2 separate regions of the Mus musculus genome follow, and region 2 is linked to region 1. The links are chromatin contacts, found by Hi-C or POLR2A ChIA-PET in ENCODE. All regions are on one chromosome and are shown on one strand. The core of a region is the stretch at or near the end of the contact, and the rest is flanking DNA. Distances in the headings are between cores, read along the strand shown.

Region 1 (3,483 bases), core at 315-2,814:
GGGGTAGGTGGGTGGGTGGATGTGGGAGTGGCTGGATGGTGGTGGGTGGATAGATGGATATACTGGATTGATGAGTGGGAGGGTAGGAAGATGGGTTGTATTGATGAGTGGGTGGGTGGATGGAGTTGAATAGGAAGATGGGTGAGTTGATGAGTGGGCGGGTGGAGGGTGATGAATTTGATTCCTGTTCAGATGTGTGAGCTGGAACAATCATTTTTCTGAAAACTGTTTTCCTTTGGAAAGTACACTATGTAAAAGTTTTCAAAAACCTCAAATAATTTTATGGCTTATACAATACACATACACACACCCCAGCATCCTGAAGATGGTCATACAGTACTGATGTAATCCTAATGCTTTTGGCTGTGGCTGCTCAGGAGCTCTGAAATCTTTCAGTGAGGCGCAGGATTGGGTATTTATTTTAGAATGTGATTCCCTAAACTCCCCAAGCAACAAGAAATAAAACATTAACGCTATGGGATTTGTTTAGTCTCTCCCCTCTGAGGAGAGCCTGAGCTATTGGTATCTCAGCTCAGAGCTCTTTTTGAGGTAGGTTTCCCGTTCTGACTGTAGCTGTGGGTAGGTGGTGTGACACTGTGGCCTTGCTGCTTTGATGGTAAGCAGAGTGTGAGCTGGAGGCTCTTGATCACTGACACGTGGATGACACTGGATGCCCTGAAATCTTTATGGGTCAGTGAGGTCAAGGGCAGTCTGCACAGCTGTCCGCTAGAGGTCTAGGTCTGTGCCATCCCTGAAGGGAAACCCATCTGTAGGTACCAGCTTACCTGTAGCAATACAACCCTGTTGTTGGTCACAGCCAATAAATCCAGCTCTTCCCATCAGCCATTAAGTCTGGGATATGCTCTATGCCAAGAGTCTCATGTATGGAGGATCTCTAGTTAGTGGTATTGCTGAGTGATTTAATCACATGGGCTCTAGCTACACTAGGGAATTAATGATCATTGATAGTTTCCAGCATGGAGACTGAACCCATAGCCTTGAACATTCTAGGAATGTAACCTGCCTCTGAGCTATATGCCCAACTTACTGCTGTCCCTTGTCATTATGCTTCAATGGGTTAAATGTGCTTGTCTGTGTCAGCTGTTACAGAAAGCTCTCCTGTCCAAAGTCCACACACCTGTCTGGCAGACAGATCGATGCAATCAGCGATTGGCCTTGCTGTCTATACATCTTTCAGCCTGGCCAGTCGTTCATTAATCCTGATGGCTCTCAGGCGCCCTGGCATAATTGATTATTGCTTCTCCAGGAGAACAAAGGAGGCTTGTCATCCAAGAGCACAGGGGTGCCCGCAGGGCCAGGGCCAGAGATGCTTTCAGGGGCTTGTCTTCCACCCCGTCCCTCCCCCAGAGCAGGACTTTAGACCACACAGGGACATCATCTAGGACAGTGATACTAGTGGCTGTGTTGGCTTCTCCACTCCATGCTTACTGTGACCTTGCTGAGGAGAGGCATTGCAGATTCATTCATGCCTGAGATGGACACTCACGAGCTTCCAGGGCTGTGAATGGTAAGATCCTCGCAGCCAGGTTCCACATAGGAACAAGGATGGGCAATAGGACAAAATTTTTGGGAGAGCAGAGCCAGGAACACTAGTGAGTGGGTGCAGCTGGTTCTCAGTGGATTATACGCTGCTGACACACCAGAAGTGAGGCAGCTCCTCTGCAGAGTCAGGAGTCTCAGGTTGTCAAAAGAAACACCACAGACTGGGAGACTCTGAGACTGGAGGCTGGCTATCTTGAACTTGAGATCAACATTTCCGGGGCTGAAGATATGGCTCAGCCGGTAAGAGCACTGACTGCTCTTCTGAAGGTCCTGAGTTCAAATCCCAGCAACTACATGGTGGCTCACAACCATCTGTAATGAGATCTGATGCCCTTTTCTGGTGTGTCTGAAGGCAGCTACAGTGTACTTATGTATAATAAAAAATTTTTTTTTTAAAGAGATCAACATTTCCATCATAGGGTTGGGCCTCCTGGGGTCACCTTACAACTGCGCTACTGTGTCCTCCAGAGTATGCCAGTGCTTCAGCCTTATACAGGGTCCTACTTAATTCTAATTAGCTCTGCCCCATCTCCAAATCCAGTCACCCTGGGCAACAAGAACTTTAGTTGTATGCATATTGTGGATATTTAGTTCTAATGATGGAAAGTCCAGCAGACCAAGGCTCTGGGGAAAGACCAGGGCTGATGGCCCCTGTGGCTGGGATGGTAGAGAGGGAACAGGTCTTGGTGGAAGCAGACTGTGCAGGCTTCCGTTTGCTCTGCAGTAGGGGCCTGGCTCTCCCCTCAAGGTAGAATCTGGGGAGTTCAGGGAGAGAGAAGGCCGGGTCTGACAGAGCGCTGGGGAGGGACAGGACCAGTTAAGAAGTGGTCCAAGCAGGGTGTGGTAACACAGACATGGAATCCCAGCACTCTGGAGGTGGAGGCAGGAGAACCCAGTGTTCCATGTGTGTCTGGTTCCCTACGTAGGGTAGAACTGTCTCAAACAACAAAATAAATGGCTATGCTCAGTGCAGGGAATGTGTTCTTCTCTGTCACTATGCTGGTTGGTTCGTGTCAACTTGACAGACACAGGCTTTCCTGGGAAGAGGGACTCTTAATTGAGAAAATGATTTTCTAAGGTTGGCTCATAGGCAAGTCTGTAGGGCATTTTCTTGATTAACGTAACGATTGACGTGGGAGGGCTCAGCTCACTGTGGGTGGGGGTAAGAAAACAGGTAGTCCTGGGTGGTGTAAGAAAACAGGCTGAGCAAGTCAGTACACCAGTGTTCCTTTGTGGGTTCTGCTTCAGTTTACTGTCCCAAGGTTTCTGCCCTGATTTCCCTCCATGATAGATTGCAACCCTGGAGATGAAATAAAAATCTTACCTTCCCAAAAGATTCTGATGTTTATCACAGCAATAGAAACATAAGTCACGCAGGCTTCCCTTTTCATGTGTGCTGTTTTTATGCTAGATGAGTGTCCACAGGCCAGTATGAACTTTGACCTGTCTGCATATCCTGTAGCTTAGGTACCAAACAACATGAAGCAAGGATGCTGTGTGGCACATGGAAGTGTTGGTATTGGCTCTGCTAAACCCAGGCCTGGGTGAGCTCCAGACTGGATGTTCCCTCCCAGTGGGCTTCCTAGTGGTGGGTTCCATATGAAGGGCTGAGCTTACTGTGTGGCCTGTTACTCTTCACCAGTGTGATTGGACAGGGTTTCGCAGAGGTGGTGGTGTTCAAATGGGTCCAAGACCTGCAGGCATTAACTCTCTAGGAGGAGAAAAACAAGAAAAGGGGATTGCTCCTGAGGGAGTGTGGCAGTTTATTATGACGGATTAGAAGAATAATGGCTGTTCAAAAATTAGCATAGTGAACCTTGAAAAATAGCCTATCACTTCTGGTGCCAGAGTGATGATAGCTTGGGTTGTTGCCAGGATAACTGGGCTTCCCTGTGTGAGGGAGTCTGCATTTATTTTAGC
Region 2 (3,483 bases), core at 445-2,944, 400 kb after region 1:
ATGTGTGTGCGCACATGCGCATGTGCCTATACATGCCATCACAATAATTTTAGTGGTCAGAGGACAATTTGGGGGAGCTATTTCTCTTCTTCTACCCTTTGAGTCCCAGGGATTAAACCTAGATAGTCAGGCTTTGTGACAACAAGCACCTCTATCTACTCAGCTGTTCACTGGCCTGGAAGAGACGATACTTTTAAATGTTATATTACAGAAGTCAGTCTATCAGCTGGGTGTGGTGGCACTTGCCTTTAATTCCAACACTTGGGAGGCAGTGAGTTCAAGGTCAGCCTAGTTTAGTTCCAGTTCTAAAGCTATTATACAGAGAAATCCTGTCTCAGCACACACACACACACACACACACACACACACACACACACACACACACACCAAAAACAAAAGTCAGTTTATCTTAAGAGCAATGCAATTCACCCTCCTCTCATTGCATATACAGATTCTCTAGTAAGCTGAACATCTTTTAAATTAAAAATTCACTATTTTTATTTTATTTGTATGGGTGCTTTGGCTGCATTCACAACTGTGTACCATGTGCATGCCTGGTACACTTGGAAGTAAAAGTGGGTGTTGGGTTCCCTAAAACTAGAGTTACATATGGTTGTGAGCTTCCAAGAGGGTGCTGGGAATGAAACCTAGGTCCTCTGGTAAAGCAGTTACCGTCTCTTAGCTATGCCATCGCTCTAGCCACATAAGCTGGGGATTTTAAAAATGAAATAAACAAGGCATATTTCATAATCATTAGATGGCTGAAACTTTAAAATCCTGGTAATGGACTTGTTATTAGGAAGGGGATGGTCAATTAGAAGCTTTTGATTCTAGTGAGGGTAGCCGCTGCAGAGACAGGAGCCATTTCTGCTGGTCAAGGTGACTCTGGACCCTTGCTTTCGTGAAATCTTTGAAAAGATCTGAGTGGAATGTGACAGTACCACTGACCCAGAAGTTCTATTTCCTGGCTCATAACAATGACACACCGTCTTACAAAGTGCGTAAAGACATGCAGGCCGTGAAGCTTTGCATACTCGTGGAGCATTTGTGATTTGGTGGGATGACCTGGGTGCCTTTTGGCAGGGAAATGAAGAAGCTGTTGCCTGCACATAAAACGGGTGGCACACAGCAGAGCAGCCAACAGACCAAATCAATAGAAACCAGATGAATAGATCTCAAAAGAATCATGAGTAGGAAAAGAAATGAAGAAAGACAGAGACTATAATTCTACTTACATAAAATTAAAAAAAAAACTGCCTCAGACTGTAAAATATATAGTGATATTCAGAATCAGTAAAAAAGCAGAGGGAGGGGATGCCCCAAATGCAAGGTTTGGATTGCTTATGAGAAGGCATAAAACAAACTAAAGCAAAGCAAACAGAGCTTCAAAGTGCATGGCACAGTGATGGGAGTGTGCCTTGGCAGGGGGCAAGTGGACATGCCCCTCGGTGGTGGGGCATGGCACCATCTCACTTCTTCTTCAGTAGGCTTTCCTGCATTAGAAGAAGGGCTTCATTCCAAGCACACATTATTTCTGAAGTTCCCAAGCTGGGCTTGTGCCTGCTTTATGAAAGCCGGTGACTTGTAGCTGTCAAAGCTCTGGGCTTTCCTACCCTGCTACCTGAAAAGAACTCAGCGCTAACTGGCTCCCCACCACCCTGGCCTATTACCTTCCCCTGGATTTTTTGGTACAGTCTCCCGAGTTTCTCAACTGCTGCTCTTGAAGATTTAAGTCCTAGTCCAACAATATCTGGTCTCCTTGGCTTGCTGCTCGGAACGTTTTTTTTAGTGCCTGTCAAACCCAGGAAAAAAAACGCCTGAGGTCTTCACTGCGGTGTCTGATTCCCTGGGAACTCACTGTCACCTACAGTGGCCTTGGCTGTCTTCATCCTCCTAGCTTCCTCAGTCCCTCCCCTGTCTCTTCATGTGGGCACCCCACAGTGCATCTTCTGGGAGACTCTTCTTCCAGACATATTTGGAAACTTCTGTCTTCCCTCTGGTGCTTCTGTCCCAGGGAGGCTCATTCACCTGCCATGACCTCGTAGCCCAGTCTGTCTACATTTCCTTACTTACTGCCCCCTTTTCTATCTGATACACCTTTGTTAGCTGTCTAACTTTAGGTCTAGCTCCATTCATTTGAACGGTAGCGGTTGTGTAATGACAGAGAGAGTGATCAGTGTTTTAAAATCCATTGCAGCTTAGCACTTGTAACAATAGCAAATGAGAGGGACTTAGTGGATGCTGGGTAAGGTACAGCAGGCAGATGGGAGGACACTGTAGGGACACTAGGGCAGTGTGTCCAGGACAAGCCCTGATGCTTACAGCCATATGACCTCACTGTTTACTTCTAGGAGGCTCCTTTTGTTCATGTGGAGAATGAGAATAAAACAAAGAGCATGTCTGAGTGCCTGCTCCAAGGGAGGTCCCTAAGTGGACGAAGATTGATGATGAATATGAGCAAGGGTAGTGAGGTGGAAGGAACACGCTGAGGTCATCCATGGAAGGAGGTGCTTTCTTAGACCTAGTAGCTTCACATGGAGAGTCCTGCAGAATCCAAGCTGGCATCCTGTAGAAGCTGAGACCCACAAGCTTGCTCCGGGGGAGCTATTTGCTGTGGAGTCTATCTCAGTGTCTCCCCAAACCAGTCCACAGCTTTTCTACAGTGAGCCAAGACCAGCCCCGGATGGGGGTGGGTGTCAGCCAGGCTGAGTAGGAGGCATGGAGGGAGACTGCACCTGTTCCGGGTGATGGCTCTGAGCTGTTGCAAAGGCTCTCTGCTCTGATCACACTTTCTCATCCGCAGTCAGGAAACAGGAAGCGATTTGACACAGCACACTGCATCAGTTATGATCAGCCAGGGAACATTCTCTGATAAGCACTTTCTGCCAGCCTGGGCGGGCATCCTCATCGTGGGCAATCGGCAGCAGAAAGAGGGAGAGTGGCGGCGTGTGCCAGGCTGCAGTCTGGTTCTGTGGCTTCTCTCAGCTCAGAGCCGCAACACCCACTTGTGATGGGGGCCTCCCGGGGTTTTCTCCTAAATCGCAACCCTTTGGATTCTCTGCTGCAATACAGAGGGGGCTTCAGAAGGGAGGACAGAGAGAAGTTGATTGCTTGACGGCACGCAAACGCTCACATATGATTTAGCACGCGGGATTTGATGCGTTCAATTGTGTCTTGTTTTTGCTCTGTCAAGAGAGCCCTGGTGGGGTGGGGTGGTGAGCAAAGATGGAGAGTCTCTGAGATGGGTGTTACAGATGACAACGTGAAGAAGGAATCAGGGCGCCAGGATGTGGAAGAAGGCACACCCCAATTTGTGCTACAGGCCAGAGCAGAGTCCTTTTTACACGTGATGACTCTGTGTGAGCAGTGGGTCTGAGAGAGAAGAAAGCACCAGGCATAGCATCAATTTTAACTACTGGAAATCACTACCATGTTCATGACCTACATTTGTGTTTTAATACATCTCTTATTTTCAACTGATGA

The links. A loop is a pair of places that touch in the nucleus more often than their neighbours do. ChIA-PET counts read pairs that join two places held with the same protein, here RNA polymerase II (POLR2A).
Region 2: a map of T-helper 1 cell shows a loop between it and region 1 (2.2-fold over the local background). The contact joins two enhancer-like sites. A Hi-C loop is called at or near these places in 1 of 37 maps with a recorded cell type or tissue (T-helper 1 cell). POLR2A ChIA-PET finds 5 or more read pairs at or near these places in 1 of 5 experiments (embryonic stem cell).

Annotation. Positions count from the first base shown.
Region 1 is chr12:28,685,287-28,688,769 of GRCm38, forward strand. No RefSeq gene overlaps it. Among named protein-coding and RNA genes, the nearest start is that of Mir6937, 7.7 kb to the left of the region's middle. Within about 2 kb of position 1,565, at least 1 of the 3 ENCODE cell types and tissues checked has a DNase peak (open chromatin) inside an H3K27ac peak, as active enhancers do.
Region 2 is chr12:29,081,215-29,084,697 of GRCm38, forward strand. No RefSeq gene overlaps it. Among named protein-coding and RNA genes, the nearest start is that of Gm31333, 59 kb to the right of the region's middle. Within about 2 kb of position 1,695, at least 1 of the 3 ENCODE cell types and tissues checked has a DNase peak (open chromatin) inside an H3K27ac peak, as active enhancers do.